Regions from separate parts of the Homo sapiens genome. Here region 2 is linked to region 1. The links are chromatin loops, found by intact Hi-C in ENCODE. Cell type or tissue: dorsolateral prefrontal cortex. All regions are shown on one strand. Each heading gives the region's core, and the rest is flanking DNA. Links, peaks and the distances in the headings are about the cores only. Region 1 has its middle 26 kb from the start of LINC02280. Region 2 has its middle 130 kb from the start of LINC02691.

What was found. Peaks named below come from ENCODE experiments on the same cell type or tissue, not always from the same donor. Only the 100,000 strongest peaks of a DNase experiment are listed, where the experiment ranks them.
Region 2: a loop joins it to region 1, with 2.8 times the contacts of the local background. A loop is called at or near these places in 2 of 110 quality-filtered maps.

What each region holds. Positions count from the first base shown.
Region 1 is chr14:104,635,110-104,643,542 of GRCh38, forward strand. No RefSeq gene overlaps it. Among named protein-coding and RNA genes, the nearest start is that of LINC02280, 26 kb to the right of the region's middle. In dorsolateral prefrontal cortex, for the core only: a CTCF peak has its summit at 5,044 (motif pointing left); a DNase peak (open chromatin) is centred at 5,052; H3K27me3 peaks cover 880 bases.
Region 2 is chr14:104,346,808-104,355,240 of GRCh38, forward strand. No RefSeq gene overlaps it. Among named protein-coding and RNA genes, the nearest start is that of LINC02691, 130 kb to the left of the region's middle. In dorsolateral prefrontal cortex, for the core only: a CTCF peak has its summit at 3,802; DNase peaks (open chromatin) are centred at 3,374 and 3,834; H3K27ac peaks cover 973 bases; H3K27me3 peaks cover 1,947 bases.

The DNA.
Region 1 (8,433 bases), core at 80-8,079:
CGCGGCAACCCACAGAAGATTCCAGGACACAAGCCCACAGCCCACGGTGGACTGGGCAGGGGAGCAGTCGTGGGCTCCACACGTCCCAGAACGCCAAGCTGCCTGAATCGGGGAGGGGCTGGGGGTCGGCACACACAGGAGGCAAAGGGCATGGAGGGGCATCCCCAATCCCATCAACCCCGAAAGCCCCCGGGGGCCGGCCTAGGCGCCCCATGGACCTGCAGTTGATGGGGCCTGGTGCACGCCCGGAGGATGGGCCCTCAATAGCAGCATGAACAAGTAGCCCGGAGCCAGGAGATGCACCTGCCGCCCCAGGGAAGTCCCCGCCCTGGGAGGGTTGGGGTGTGGCAGCCAGTGGGGGTAGCTTCAGCTTCATCCACAGTTGAAGGATGTCTGGAAGGTGGGGAAGGAAGGGCCTCGCCCGCAGGACTGGCCGGGCCTGCCAGGAGGTTGGTTCAGTCTCGCCCTGCTGGGGGATGCATCCTGAGTGGAGGGGGCTTTCCAGCCTGCAAGGGTCACACAGGAAGCCTAGGGTCACTGGTGATGAGAGGACAGGGCTCCAAGGGGCTGGGCCATGTGACCCTGGCCCCACATCCCCTCTGAGGGGCTGGGCCGTGTGATCCTGGCCCCACATCCCCTCAAGGGGCTGGGCTGTGATCCTGGCCCCCACATCCCCTCAAGGGGCTGGGCTGTTTGATTCTGGCCCCACATCCCCTCAAGGGGCTGGGCTGTGTGATCCTGGCCCCACATCCCCTCTGAGGTTGAGGTGCGAGGATTCCACGCGTGTCCCCTCTCCTGCCCCGCATCCTCACCCGTGCTCTACCAGCATCCCAGCCCCGGCTCTTGCACCCATCCCTCCATCCTTTCTTCCCTCCCGCCTCCTTCCATTCCAACTGTGTGAGCTAGCTTGGGCACCGTGAGTGCGTACCACCCACCGGGGGTTTAAACCACAGACACCTCACCGTCCTGGGGGTGGAGATCAGGCGCAGTGCTGCACTGGGGCCCCGGGAAGCAGAAGACGGCTCCTGGCACATCTCCTGGGTGCATCTGTGGATTGCTGGGGCCCCCAGCAGCTCTCCCAATCCCCAGAAACCCCTCCTGGATCTGCTGTATCCACCTGGAGCCTCTTGGTGCACAGCGGCACACACAATACCTCCACTCTCCACCCCGAAGGATGCCCACTGCAGCGGGGTCCTCATCCACCCAGCCTCCAGCCACCCCATCCTAGGGCCACCGGGGTCCCCAGCCAGCTTCTAATTGTCACCCACGGCCAGTGCTCTTGGCTCTGGAGGAAGGAGATGGAGGCTTCGCTTGACGTTCATTCCTCATGGGTGTGGAGAGGCCCCCTCCAGGGCCCCTTCCCCTCACCCCACCCGGCAACCAGAACCGCGAATACTTCACACGGTACTTTGAATTTAATGGTTCACATGGGCTCCTCTCTGAGCTACTGCCTTTTATTTTATGACTAAATTAATATTATACATACAAGAGCACATTTAAGACACCCGCCAGAGGAGCAGGAACGGTGGTCGTGTGGGAAAGGATACATTTTTACGCACACGCGTCTCCGGGCCATTAACGGGCCGCGCGTCCATCTGTGTCCACAGCTGACCTTAATCCTGTCCCAGCGCCTGGGGCCTGAAGCTCGTGGAATCACCCGCCTCACGTGTCTTTGCGGCCCACTAATTTGTGCGTGTTCAGGATATATTGGGTTTCATAATTTTTATATGCAAATCAATAAAAAGCCCTTTGCTATCTCATTTAAATCAGCGAATAATTAACCAGGCTGTCCAGCCCACCTCCATTCTCCTCAAATCCCTGGAAGTGAGAGGGGCCAGCACTGACCAGGAGAGCAGGGTCCCAGGGCCCCCTCTGGACAGACTGCCCACACAGTGGGCGCTGGGTCTGCTGGACCCAGGAGGCCTGGGGGGCTGACCACCTCCTCCGGGACATGGTCAGAGCAATGGCCTGAGCCAGCCCTGCGAAGACCCTGGCTCCGAGAGAGCGGGGACAGTGACAGTGCTTCAGACAGTCACCCACTGAGGAACGGGCACCACCCGTCGCCCGAGACCTGTGTCGCCACCCACTGAGGAACGGGCACCACCCGTCGCCCGAGACCTGTGTCGCCACCCACTGAGGAACGGGCACCACCCGTCGCCCGAGACCTGTGTCGCCACCCACTGAGGAACGGGCACCACCCGTCGTCCGAGACCTGTGTCGCCACCCACTGAGGAACGGGCACCACCCGTCGTCCGAGACCTGTGTCGCCACCCACTGAGGAACGGGTACGACCTGTCATCCGAGACGTGTGTCACCACCCACGCACTCTGCACTCCAAGGCTCCACACAGAGAAACAAGGGCGTCGGGGATGCTAAGTCCAAATGCGATTCAGGGGAGCCCAGCTCTGGGAGTGGGGCATCTTAGGGCACCTTCATTCTGTGATTTTGCTTTTTTTCCCTGTTTATGGATGCGTAAGAGTGAGCTATGATAAAATCCTATGAGTAAGTCTGATAGCTCTCCCATGCATGTGAAGTGGAGCTTCTATGTGATAAAGCACTGTGTCATAGTTTTACAGGCAGCATTTTTTCTTTCTTAGAGGTACATAAAACAACAGCGCACCTTATAATCAGCGGCATTCAACAAAATGGTTAAAAAATAATACCCCGCAGTCCAGCAGGGTCTATGCAAGAGGAGGAAGAATGGCTCACATTAGATCAGACCCTCAGGTGACTCACCAGTCTGCTACAAGGACTAAGGGCCAAAAAAACCGCATGAATTATCTCAATAGACACAGAAGACCCATATAAAGTTCAACACCTATTTATAATTTCTAAAAACTCTCACAAGGCTACAAATAAAAGAGAACATCTTTAACCTGAAAAAACCTACTTTCCAGAAACCCCCAGGAAACATCAGACTTCACAGAGAAATCTAAGACACAATCTCTTCCAGACTAGAAATCAAGGGCGACCCTTATCACCACTCAGTTTAACATAATCTCGAAAGTCCCAGGAAACACTGCAAACAAAAAAAAAAAAATAAGAAATGAAGAGGTGTAAGGACTGGAAAGGAAGAGATAAAACTGTCACGACTGGTGGATAACGTGGCCATCTATGTAGAAAATGTCACTGAATCAACAAACTACTGGGACGAACAGTTACAAGATAAACCTACAAAAATCAATAATGTGACTCTATGGCAACAATAATCAGCCAGAAAATAAGATACCATTCAGCAACTGAAGCAATTAAGTGGATAGGAATTAAATTACCAAGGGACGGGCTGGCCGTTCGCTAAGAAAATTCTGGAACTCAGTGAAAGGACCCAGCCAAGCCACTGAAAGGAGAAGGCAGCATGGTCAGCTCGGGAGTGACCAGCAGCACAGCCCACGACGTCGCCAAATTAGCTTCTAGATTAGTGCAACGCAAAGCAAAGTTCCAGCAGGCATTTTAAAGACACCCGACCACAGCCCTATTCTCGGCACGTGATGGAAGAAGGGGCGTCCCTGAATGACAGGCTGATTGAAAAGCCAAGAGAAAGGGCTCACTCCACCAGAATGAAGATAAACTATGAAGCCATGGAAATGAAAGATAAAAATAAAAGCCAGCACGCTGCCGGTGACGGAGCAAGCCCACCCTGAACAGACTCAGGGACGTGTGGGAACTCCTTAGGTAAAAGGTGACTCCTACAAATCAAGGAGAACACAGCGTAGGGGAAAGTGGCTCGTTATACGGAGACAAAAAGTCACGCCGGCCGCAGATGGACTAAAGGGGAAACTGACAAACACAGCAGGGAGGCTAGGCAGGGCTCGGGGAGGAGGCGCACCCTCAGGACCGTGTTCACGCAACCCTAGCACCAAAGACCACCAGTAACCACCCTCCATGTCCGCACCAAAGTCAACAAAAGAAAGATGCCCCCTGACCACAGATGGAGAGTGGGCTGAAGGGAGCCTGGGGACCCCGCTGGGCTGTCCCCTGAAAGTGGCACCAAGCCTGCTGGAAGGCATCATCTGCTGGGCCCGAGGCCCACCCCAGACAACGCCAGCACTCTGGACCCCTCCTGCCAGCACTCAGCCACCCCCTGCCCACTCAGTCTTACCGAGGTGTGCATGGCCGACAGAGTTCAGGCACTGACTTTGCAGCTGGAGACAGGGCCTTGACCTCAGGGACTTTGGAGGTGTTGGGACCGGTCAGTGGGGACCCATTCTGTGGGACTTGGGCATGGAGAGCAGGTGCGGGCCAGGATGTAGCTGGGGCCACGGGCTGCACGGGGGGGGCCTCAGGGGCAAGTCCAGGGATTGTTCCAGCCCCCACTCCCAGGTCCCCCTGGAGACCCCACTTCCCTGATGGCCAACCGCAGTCCCAGCTTCAAACAGGTTCTTTGAGGGGGAGGAGAAGCAATCTCCTTCATATAAATGTTTAATTGGGAATTAATATGGATGAGGCTCTGGAGTGATGAGGCTGTGGGTTTAATAAATATTAACAAGGAATAGGCCTCCCCTTCCTGTGCTCTGTGCTAATCCCTCTGTGTAGCATCCATTATTCACCGTGTTTCTCAACGCCAACCCCGGGGATGGGGGTGGGGTCCTTCCTCCTGGGGCTCCTTCCATGGAGGTACTTTGAATCCCTGGCCTCGGGGGCTGAGGGTTCTACTACAGGATGGATGGATCGGCTTTCTGTGGGTGTGGAACTCTGACCACAAGGACACTCACTGGCCCATCTTCCATTGGCACAGACACACACTCACTGACCAGGAAATCTATATTCCAGCCTTACCTTCAGCCCCACTGGGCTCCTGCCACTGATGCCACCTCCACCAGGAAGCCCACCTGGTCTGCCCACAGGGAGCAGCACCCGTCCCTCAGGGCAGCCACAATCCTCTCTCCTGACCTGGCAGGGGCTCGGAGACCCAGCGACCCCGCCCAGCCCGCTGCAGGTGGGCTGCTGTGAGGGGACCCAGTTCTCTGATTGGACTCCACCAAGGGGTCCAGACCCTGTCCACACTGCTGCCTGGCCGGGCCGCAGGTGGAGCTCCGGCGCCCTCGTGTGGCCCGTGTGTGCAGGACCTCAGCCGTGCTGCCCCATGGGAGGATCCAGGGAGCCGAGCACAAGATCAGCGATTACCCAGGTCACAGTCCCAGGATGCACAGAGCCCGCGTGTGGCACTAGGAGCGAGCCCCACCCTCGGCTTGGGTTTGCACGGTCCCGGCAGTGCACTCGCTTCATAACCTGAGAACGTCCCTGTCCACACAGAGGAACAGCCCTCCTGCCTGAGCTTCCACCCCTACACTGGTCAGGCCCCCTCTGCTGCAGCTGCCCCCGGAATTCCTTGCAGGGATTGAGGGGTGGAGCCCGGGACCTCTGCTGCCCAGGCCCACTGAATATTGGGCAGCCCAAAGCCCTGACCCTACCTCCCCCTTGGCTCCTACACACCCCTGGGCACGTGTGCCTAGGGGCAGCACAGCCCCTCCCATCCATGGGATGCCAACCCCCTCTAGTGATGCCCACCACGTGCGGGGTCTCAAAGGCCCAGTCCTGTGCCCTGCCCACCCTCCTCATCCCTAGTGAGGATGGCCCCCCATCCCTGGTGCGCACGGCCCCCCATCCCCAGCATGGATGGCTTTGTGGCCTTAACGGGACCCTCCATGAATCTCCATGGGAAGTACAAGACCCATCCCCTAGTGCCTGCTCCACCCTCGGAGGGGCAGGACCGATGGGTTTCTGTGCCCACTCCACCCCTTTATCTGTTCCTCCTCCCCTGGGGCCCCACCAAAGCCACGAGGAGGGGAGGCAGGGGAAACAGCCCCCATTGGCTCCTGAGTTGACCCCAGCAAAGCACCCACACAGAGGCAGAAGCGGGGGGTCCTAAGAGGCCAGCTGTATCCAGGGGCTTCAAGATGCCCCCTGCACTCACTCAGCACCACCCTCACCCCACCCAGCCGGGCCGGACAGATAAGGGCCTGGGCCACGGGTCAGGAGCAGAGGGTGCTGGGGGCACAGACCTGTGAGGGTCGTGGGGGTGAAGGACCTCAGGCTGGAAAGACCCCAATGAGTGAGAAAGCCAGATCCCCATCCTTCCCAGCCCCCACCGTCCCCACTGCCCCCACTCACCCCCCGCCCAGGTATCCCCTGAGAAGGCAGGCTGGGGAGACAGGGAGAGGACAGTTAGGGTGAAGGGGACCAGGGCTGTGCTGGGGCTGGGCCGCTCTCACTCCATCCCTTAAGCCCCTTCCTCTCTCCAGCCTGCCCCCTCCACACCCAGCCTGCCCACTCCCGCCACCCCTCCCTGGCATCCCACAGCTGTGACCACAGCTGGGACACCACGGAGCACTCACCACAGCACTCGGAGCAGCCAAACCCTCCCCTTGGCCACAAGGACCTTCCCAGTGGCCCTCTCCAGTCTCACCTGCAAGCACCCCTCTGCTTACGCTCACAGAGGAGTGAATGCGTGAAGGCCCCACGGGGTGAATGAATGCGTGAAGGCCCCACGGGGTGAATGAAGGAGTGAAGGCCCCATCAGGTGAATGAAGTAGTGAAGGCCCCACGGGGTGAATGAATGAGTGAAGGTCCCACGGCGTGAATGAAGGATTGAAGGCCCCATCAGGTGAAGGAATGAATGAAGGCCCCACAGGGTGAATGAATGAGTGAAGGCCCCACGGCGTGAATGAAGGATTGAAGGCCCCATCAGGTGAAGGAATGAGTGAAGGCCCCACAGGGTGAAGGAATGAGTGAAGGCCCCACAGCGTGAATGAAGGAGTGAAGGCCCCATCAGGTGAAGGAACGCGTGAAAGCCTCATCAGGTGAATGAATGAGTGAAGGCCCCATCAGGGTGAATGAATGAGTGCAGGCCCCACAGGGTGAGTGAGGAGTGAAGGTGGCTCTGCAGCCTGCCCGGGGCCTGGTGAGTCTCACAAGCCCCGCATTCGCGCGGCCTGGTCTTTGTCCAGCAGAGTCTGAGCAGAGTCCCCTCCGTCTGCCCTGGCCCTGGGACCCCCTCTCTCCTCGACCCAGGGGAGGAGTCCATGCTCAGCCCAGGGCTGCTGGGAGATGAACCCGACTGCCTGTGGCTGCACCCCTGTGTCAGCCACCACTGCGGGTTTCAAGGCTGAAGCTCCACTTCCTTCCTCCCAGAAAGTCTCAGCACAGGACTCCATCCGGGATCCCTCAAGGTCGGAACGGCCCCGGGCCCACAGGGTGGGCCTTGTGGAGACATTTCTGCCAAGATGGAACTGAGAGCCGTCTCGGTGGTGGGAGAGGACAGCCTGCCTGGGGCTCGGGGGGAGGAAGCTGTTCTCGGGGCCTTTTCTGACCAGCTCTGAGCACTCTCTGGGACCAAGGCCTCTGGAGCACGGAGGCCTGGGGGCTGTGCTGGTCACCCACACACAGGACAGCCCCTGAGCCAGAGACAGCCATGCTCAGAACCCAGAGACCAGAGGCCCCAAGGGGAATGGCACCCTCCCCCACACCCAACCTGGTCAAGTCAGTGGAGCCACCGCCTGGCCTGGGGCTGGGCAGCCCACGGTGGTCCCAGAGGAGGAGAGTTGCCATGTAGTGACAGCCCCACAGAGGGGCACATGGAAGCACCCGGACCGGTCCGACCCCAGAAAGGCTCAGGCACTTGGGTGCTGGAAGAGGTGGGAGAGGCAGGACTGGGCTGCATGGAGGACGCCATCCACGGCCGCCCCTGGGCAGTCACCATGGTCCTGGGCAGTTACACCTACCACAGGGGACCACTGGCTCAGCTTCCTCCCCACAGCGTTCACTCCTCAAAATCCAGCTCTGGCGACCGCTGGTGCTTCCGCAGACTTAAGGGGAATTGTGTTATGAACCGGAAGGGAATTTCTCTGCTTTGGAGGCTGGGTGTGGTGGCTCACGCCTATAATCCCAACACTTTGGGAGGCCAATGCGGGCGGATCACAAGTTCAGGAGTTCAAGACCAGCCTGGCCAACATAGTGAAACCCCATCTCTACTAAAAATACAAAAAAAATTAGCTGGGCATGGTGACGGGTGCCTGTAATTCCAGCTACTCGGGAGGCTGAGGCAGGAGAATCACTTGAACCTGGGAGGCTGGGGTTGCAGTGAGCTGAGATCACACCATTGCAGCACTGCAGCCTGGGAGACAAGAGTGAAACTCCATCTCAAAAAATAAAAGAAAGAAAGGAAAGCCTAAAGGAAGCACAGGAGGCCGTCCGTCAGTCCGGAAGCCCACCCCAGAGCCCCCTTCTGGGATCTTGCATTGTGCAGAGAGGTGGCAAGGCCCCGTGCCCCTCCCCCACCTGCTACCCACCCGCCCCCCAGCCTCGTGTCCTGACAAGCTGGCCTGGAGGGTCAGGGAAGGGTCTTGTGTCAGGTTGCTTTGGGTGCTGGTGCCCCTCCCCAGGACAGGGAAGGGCAACGAACAAAAATGTGGGTGGGACCGGCATCCTGATGCT
Region 2 (8,433 bases), core at 372-8,371, 290 kb before region 1:
CGCTGGAGCCAGAAACCCGCAACTTGACTGGCAGCCTTGATGAACTGCTGGGGGCTGACCGTGGAGTAGCTTGACAGGGAGCAATTTCCTGGGGCCACACTCTTTTTTTTTAGATGGAGTCTCGCTCTTGTCGCCCAGTTTGGAGTACAGTGGCACGACCTTGCTCACTGCAACCTCTGACTCCTGGGTTCGGGGCCACACTCCTTATGGGGGGCCCATTTTCGTGGGCTTCACTCCCAGAAACCAACAAGTCTTTCATGGTGAAGATCTGAAAATGACCCCTGTGTCTCTGGCAGTGGGTGGCGAAGGCAATCGTGTGAAATATACCCAGTGCCTTCTTCATAACCAAGGCCTGTTCTCCAGGAAACCTTATTGCAGGTGGGGGAGGGATTTCCTCCCACTCCTGCCCCCGCCAGTGTGTCTGTCTCACCTTAGGATAAAAACAAAAAACATAGTAAACGAGGGCCAGAGAGCTTCAAAAGAATAGATTGGGAATATTGCAACCAGGAAAGGACTTGCAGGGATAGGAAGCTATACCCATGCAGAAACACGTGAAGGTAACAGCCTAGGGTCACAGGCCCACTACAACACTGACATGTAATTGGAAGATTATAAAGAACCTCCTCCCCAACACCTACCACAGCCCCAACAGGGCTCCCATATAATAGCAGTGGATTCTGGGACAGACACAGACTCTCTAAGGAGGATTACTCAGGGAAGCCCAAAGTCAAAAGTGGCGGACACAAACAAGGATACTAGAGGAATCTGATGCTTCTGGCACCCATAGCTACAGCAAACATTAAACATGGACCAACTCCTAGCAAGGTTAACATAAAACTTCACACTAGGCCAGGTGCGGTGGCTCATGCCTGTAATCCCAGCACTTTGGGAGGCCAAGGCAGGAGGATCACCTGAAGTCGGGAGTTTGAGACCAGCCTGACCAACATGGAGAACCCCCATCTCTACTAAAAATACAAAATTAGCCAGGTGTGGTGGTACATGTCTGTAATCCCAGCTACTTGGGAGGCTGAGGCAGGAGAATCACTTGAACCCAGGAGGCAGAGGTTGCGGTGAGCCAAGATCCCGCCATTGCACTCCAGCCTGGGCAATAAGAGTGAAACTCCGTCTCAAAAAACAAAACAAAACAAAACAAAACTTCACACTAAAGGCTTATTTCTCTCAGTTCTTACCACCCAATACAATATGTCAGGTTTTCAGCAAGAAATTACAAAGCATGCTAAAAAGTAAGAAAAAAACACAATCTGAAGAGACAACGCAACCATTAGAAATGGACTCATGTAACACAGACGATTCAATCATTAGACAAGGAAGGTAGATATAACTATAATTAATATGCAAAGGGCTCTAATGGAAAAAGACAACAAGCAGAAACAGATGATTAACCTAAGTAGAGAGATGGAAACTCTTAGTAAGAATCAAAAAGATATACTAGAAATTTTAACAAACAAACAATTATGACAGAAATGATAAATGGCTCATCAGAGGACTGACACATCCAAAGTAAGCACCGGTGAATTTGAAGATAGGTCAATTAACACGTCCCAAACTATTCTCTGTGTCTCTTAATATCTCTTTTGTATTTTCTACCTCTTTTCTCTCTAAGACGCATTCTGTGTAATTTCTTCAGTTCTCTTGTCTAATTTAGTAAGTCTGTCTTTGACTGCATCTAATCTGCTACTGTTTATATCCCTCTTCCCTCTTTAGCATATTTGTTGAGTAAACAAACGAATGAATTGGTTGTACATCCCACCAACCCATTGGTTGTACAACTGCCACCAACTGAGTCCTAGGGGTTCTCTTCCCTAAAGGCAGGTTGTGGGTAGCACACAACCTCAGGCTCTGCTTACCTTGACTTGAAAACCTAGTGACAAGAATGTAAGTCTTGGCAGAGAGACAGTCTCTTTATTCACTTTTTAAAAAATTATTAATATATAATTAATATACCATGAAATGCACCATCAGTTTTCCTTTGCTGTGCAAGACATCACCGACAATCTAGCAGCTTACAGCAACCATTCATGTTGTGCACGGTTCTGTGGGTGGTTCTCCTCTGGTCTGGTCAACTGACCTCAGCTGGGCTCACTCATGCACCTATGGTCAGCTAGCAGGTCAGCTGCGAGCCAGAAGGTCCAGGGTGGCTTCACTCACACGCCTGGTAGCCAGCAGACTGTTGGCTGAGGTGATAGGGCTTCTGGGCAACGTGTCTCTCATCATCCAGCAGGCTGGTCCTGTCTCCTCCATATGTGTTCACAGGGGTCTGAGAGCAGAAAGAAGTCAGGCCCCATCATGCCTATGTCACATTTGCTATTGTCTCATTGGATAAGCCAAGTCATGTGGCCAATCTCAGATTCTGTATGGGAAGGGACTGCATAGGGATATGATGCAGAAAGATGTGTGACTGCAGTGGTCTACCCAGATGTTAACTGTTCTATGGCCCCGGTCCTGCTTTCTCTGCTAATGGTCCCTACTCTGTTATCTATTGGTGTGAACAAATGACTCCAAAACTTAGTGGCTTAAAACAGCTATTTTATTTTGATGGGCCAAGAATTTGGAAAAGGCTTGGCTGAGTGATTCATCTCTCATTCAGTTGGTGTCAGCGGGGGTGACTGAGGCTGGAGACTCTACTTCCGAAATGCCTTCTTCACTCCCATGTTTGGAGCCCCAGTGCCTCTGTTTCTCTCTCTCCTCCACACACTGTCTCATCCCCCAGGGCCTCTCTGCATGGCTTGGGCTTCTTACAGCAGGTACATCTCAGGTTGGCTGAATTTACATGACTGCTGGTCTCCTGGAGCAAGCATTCCAGTGAGTGAGGCAGAAGCTGCCAGACTTCACAGGACTTAGTCTAGAGGTCCTGGCATGTCATGCCTGCTGCATTCTGTAGGTCAAGCAAGTCACTAAGACCAGGGCAGATCCAAGGTAGCAGCAGATTCGACTTCATTTCTCAATGAGAACAAAGAATTTCTATCCATCTTTAATCTACCACAGTCTGCCCTGTGGCTACAACTGTTGATACTCCTTTCAAATGCAACACACACTGAATCTCACTGAAGGCCCTCGCAACGTGCACCCAGCCCCACTGGAGACCCCCGTTTGTCTCATCTGTTTGGCTTTGGCTGGAGGTCCAGGACCCTCTGGGCTAATGAACTCCAGTGCACATGGGGTCCTGGGTCCTCCAACACAGTTGTTCTGATCTGAAGAACTGCAACCCAGATACGAGCCATGGGGCCCTTCCACCCACCTAGATTCTGGTGGTGAGACTCTGGGGACCACCAGAATGAACACCCATTCAACAGAGCAGAAAGCAGGAGTACATCACAGTCATTCCATGGCGATCCTGAAATCCACCCTGGCATGTTGCCAGCTCCTGCGCCCTGATGTGATGCAGAAGGAGTGTGACTGCAATGACCCACCCAGATGTCAACTGTTCTGGGGGCCCCTGGGTGAAGAAGATTGTGCCTTCTGGGCTCCTGGCATCATCCTCTGAGTCACTCTTTCTCTTCCATATGAGCTGTCCCTGTTCACAGGTAGGTCCTCAGCTCGGCCTTCCTCCTACCTTAGGAAGATAGAGAACACCACTGGTACAATTTTGTTAAAAGGTTTGAGAGGTTCTTCCAGACCAACTAAAAATCAGCTGGATTGGATCAAAGCTGCCCTGGCATTGCCTGCTGAGGCTGGCCTATCTTCACCCTGGGCAGCCGGCTATGGAACAGCACCCAAACATGCCTGGAAGCCTCATTGACTGGCTGGGAGCATCGGTGGGGCACCCCCTGAAGATGTTTAAAGGCTCTTTTGTTTAGCTGAGAGGGCAGTGAGCCACCCCCTTCCTTCTCTCTGAGGTCTGGACAAGAGCGCTTCCAGCTGCGCTGGCTTGCAGCCACACATTTCTGCCCCGAGATCATTGTTTGTACTGAGAATCTTCGTTGGGAGAGCTTGAGGGTGACACAGTTTTGTTTTTGAACTGAGCAAGTCCTGGGTCTTTTATGTTCACTCTAACTTCTGCTAAGAATTTAACTGTTCCTTAAGCTGACCCCCTCTCTCTTTGTATTTTATCACAGGCAAAGCTGGCTGCCTGGAAGGGTCCCCTGTCAGATCCACCGGTGGGTGAGCTGCCCTTTCTCTTTTGCAGGTCAAACTTTCCATTACTGTCACCATGTAACAGGGGCCCTTTCCTCCAGCCTCCAGTAATGTCCTCGCCACCCTCACCCTTAGAGCCCTCACCAATGATTCCCCATGCTGCCTCCCATCATCTTGTCCCCAAACCAATGACCCATGGTGAACTTTTCCTTATTAACATTTTTAAAATAAAATTGTATGTATTTAAGATATACAACATTTGAACATACACATAGTGAAATGACTACTATATATTTCATTGTATATATTTAAGATATACAACATTTGAACATACACATAGTGAAATGATTACTATAGTCAAGCCAATTAACAGAGTCATCACTCCACAAAGTTACCTTTTTTAAATGAGAGCACCTGAAATCTATTCTCAGCAAATTTCCAGCATATAATATAGTACTGACTACAGTCCTCATGCTGTACATTAGAGCTCTAGACTAATTCATCCCACATAACTGCAATTTTATACCCTTTGATCAACATCCCCCCATACCCACTCCTGCCCCTGGTAACCACCGTTTCTCTTTCTGATTCTATGTATTCACCTTTTAAAGATTCTACAAATACATGCAGTATTTTTCTTTCTGTGTCTGGATCATTTCACTTGGTATGATGTCTTCTGGATTCATCCATGTTGTTGCAAATGGCAGTATCTTTTCCTTTTTTATGGCTGAATAGTACTCCATTGTGTATATGGACCTCATTTTCTTTACCCATTCATCCACTGATGGACACTTAGGTTGACTCCATTTCTTGGCTGTTGTGAATGGTGTTGCAATAAGCATGGGGGTGCAGATATCCCTTTGATATGCTGATATCATTTCCTTTGGCTACATACCCAGCTGTGAGATTACTGGGTCATACAGTAGTTCTAGTTTTAGCTTTCTGAGGAAGCTTCATACTGTTTGCCACGATGGCAGTACTTATTCCCACCAGCAGCATGCAAGGTTGCAAGGTTTCCTTTTCTCCACAACCTCAACACTGCTATTTTTTGTCTTTTTGACAACAGCCATTCTAACAGGTGTGAGGCGGTATCCCATTGTGGTTTTAAATGTGTCAGGTTGGTGCAAAAGTAATTACGGTTTTCCATTACTTTCCATTGCAAAATCTGCAATTACTTTTGCACCAACATAACACATTTCTCTGATGATTAGCGATGCTGAGCATTTTTCATGTACCTGTTGGCCATTTGTATGTCTTCTTTTGGGAAATGTCTATTCAGACCCTTTGCCCATTTAAAAATTGGATGATTTGTTTTCTTGTTATTGGATCATTTGAGTTCCTTGTATATTTTGGATGTGAGTCCCTTAGTGGGTGAATGGTGTGTGAAAATGTCCTCCCGTTCCTCAGGCGCCTTCTCCTGGTGCTCACGGCTGCCTTTCCTGCACTGGAACTTTGTCGTTTGGTGCAATCCCGCCTGTTTATTGTTTTGTTGCCTGAACTTTTGGTGTCATCTCCGAAAATCCAAGTTCAGGAGCTTCCGCCTGTGTGTTCTACCCATTTAATGGTTGTAGGCCTTACATCTAAGTCTTTAATCCATTTTGAGTTGATTTTTGTGGATGGTGTGAGATCAGGGCCAATGACCCATGTCTAAAGATTTTGTTACAGCAGCACGCCCACCTTCCAGGTATCAGATTATATTCTGGTGACTTATTGCTGTGTAATAAATGACCCCAAAATGTGGTGGCTTAAAACACCCCCCCATTTTATTTGGCTCCTTATTTTGTGGGTTCAGGTTTGGAAAGGGCTCAGCTGGGAGGTTTTTCTCGGATCCACATGGTGTCTACCGTGCCCACTTCCCAGATGGCATCTTCTCCCACATGCCTGGTGCCTGGGTGCCACGTGGTTCCTCCTCCTCTACATGGGAGTCCACGGCTTCTCACGGCATGGCCAGGGAGTAAACATGTTACCCTGAAGATTTCCAAGTGAGTTGGGTAAAAGTCACAGGACTCTTGACTCAGCCTTGGGAGTCCCAGATGTCACTTCTGCCAAATTCCATTGGTCAAGCAAGTCGCCGGTTAAGGCCAGTGCAGGCTCAACGGGGCGGGTGGATCAGAGTCCATTTCTCCAGGGAGGAGAAACAAGAAATTTGCTACCATCTTGAATCTACCATGGTCTCTGGAGCCCGGCCCCTTGCCTCCCAAGCTAGATCCTAGCTTCTTCGGCCTCTCTTTGCTGTCTCTGTCCCACCAGGAGAACAATAGGGGTGGGTGCCCTCCAGGCCTGTAGGGACCCAGCCAGTTTCTCCTAACCCGGGCAGCTCTGGCCCAGAGGGATTGTACATGGCAGTCCAGGGGTTGGGGGCTGGGGTGGTCAGGCTGGAACGGGAGCGGCCAGGGGCAGGGGACAGGAATGTGGGGGAACACTGGTCCTAGGGAAGGCCAGGAGGCCTGAGGAGGAGGCCAGCGGATCCCAGCAGGTGAGGGAGACAGTGGGGCAGGAGGGGAGTGAGGATGGGGGATTGTGACGGCCCCTTCTCCCAGCATGAACCTCCCAAGCCGGCTGTGGATGTCTTGCAGCTTTGCTCCTTGGAGCTGGGGCCCCCACTGTGGTGACTGGCCGCTGCCTCCTGCTGTGGTCCCTCCCCCAGATTCCAGCATTGCAGATAATAAGTGAAGGGGCTCCCAGTGCCAGCCCTGCCCACTTCTGAACAATAGTGAGTGTCCTCAGGCACTCAGAGCCCAATGAGGAAGAAAGACACATGACTGGCTGGCAAAGCCCTATTGTGAGGGGCACGGAGGGAAGGGGCGGGAGGACCCCGGGTCGGCTGCTGGGTGGCCTCGTGGTACAGAGACCTAAGGGGTGGGAAGGAGGCCCTCAGGGAGGAGCAGAGGCTCTGTACCGACAGGTGGGCTGGCCCCTCATCCACCCATGTCCTCTCCTGGAGCCTCAGTCTGTCCATCTGTCAAATGGGCAGAGGGACAGCACCATCTCATGGAGCTGTCGTCGGGGCTGCAGGCTGTGAATCTGAAGGCTTGGCACATGGGAGGTCCTCACGAGGATGAGATTCTTCGCTGTGTTGTCGAGTTTTCCCAGCAGAGGGAAGCGTGCAGAGGCGCAGCAGAGCCTGGTGTGCTGGAGGAACAGACGTGTGGTCGGGGGGCTGGAGGCACGGGCTGTGAAGTGAGGTAGGGGTTGAGGGTCAGGTTTTGCTGGGAGAGCCTTGACTTCTGTCTCACAGCGGAAAACCAGAGTCCTTCAAGCAGGGAGTGACTGGAGTCCCAATTTGGTTTCTCAATTATCAGGGAGGAGGGTGAGCTCTAGGGGTTGCCAGGGAGATGGGGGTCTCCGTGGTGGGTGCAGGGCTTGCTGGAACTGTTCTGGAGGTCCCTGGAGATAGAGGGGCCCTGGGTTGGCCCTGGAGCCCCCGGTGGTGCTAGAGAACTTGGCATCTGGGTGTAGGCTCTGCCGGGGGCTGTGTCCCTGCCCAGTGGCCCTGGCTGGCCTTGTCTGGAGAAAGCTCCACCATGTTTGGCCCTGGGTGGCGGCTCCATCAAGGCCACTGCCAGCCGCTGGCCCTCAGCCCTTCCAGGAGCCTGCTCGGGAGCTGCCGGGACATTGCTCTGCATCGTAATGACGCGTGCTGGCTCTCGAGGAAGGATGTGACATTCAGCATCCAGGAAATTCATTGTTATTGCCGCACACTGAATGCCAAATGAACCCATAACGGTGGTGGGACTGAGCTGAAATATTATCCAGGTTTCAAGTGACTCTGGATTATTGCAAACACACAGGGCAGGGGGAGTGGGTGGAGGGGTTGTGCAGACGCAGGTCTGGGACAGCGGCTGGCAACAGGAAAAGGGGACAGAGTTGGAGGCAACAGGTTGCAGCTGCTGGGGGCAGGGGGCTGGGGGCAGGGGGCTGGGGGCTGGGGGCAGGGGGCTGGGGGCTGGGGGCTGGGGGCAGGGGGCTGGGGGCTGGGGGCTGGGGGCTGGGGGTTGTGGGCTGGGGGCTGGGGGCCGGGGGCAGGGGGCTGGGGGCTGGGGGCTGGGGGCTGGGGGCCGGGGGCAGGGGGCTGGGGGCTGGGGGCTGGGGGCTGGGGGCAGGGGCTGGGGGCTGGGGGCTGGGGCAGGCAGGGCCGGAGCCTCTCTCAGTAGCTCTTTGCTGCCCCAGGGAGGTCCTGGTCACAGCACGTGGGCTGACGTGGCTGCTCAGAATGGGGGTGCGTCCACCAGCGGTGGCTCCCCGGCACAGCAGGCCCCAAGTTGGCCCCGCCCCTGAGGCCCGCCCGAGGGTGAAGGCTTCTACAGGGGGTCTCCGATGGCAGCTGCCTGACCAGTG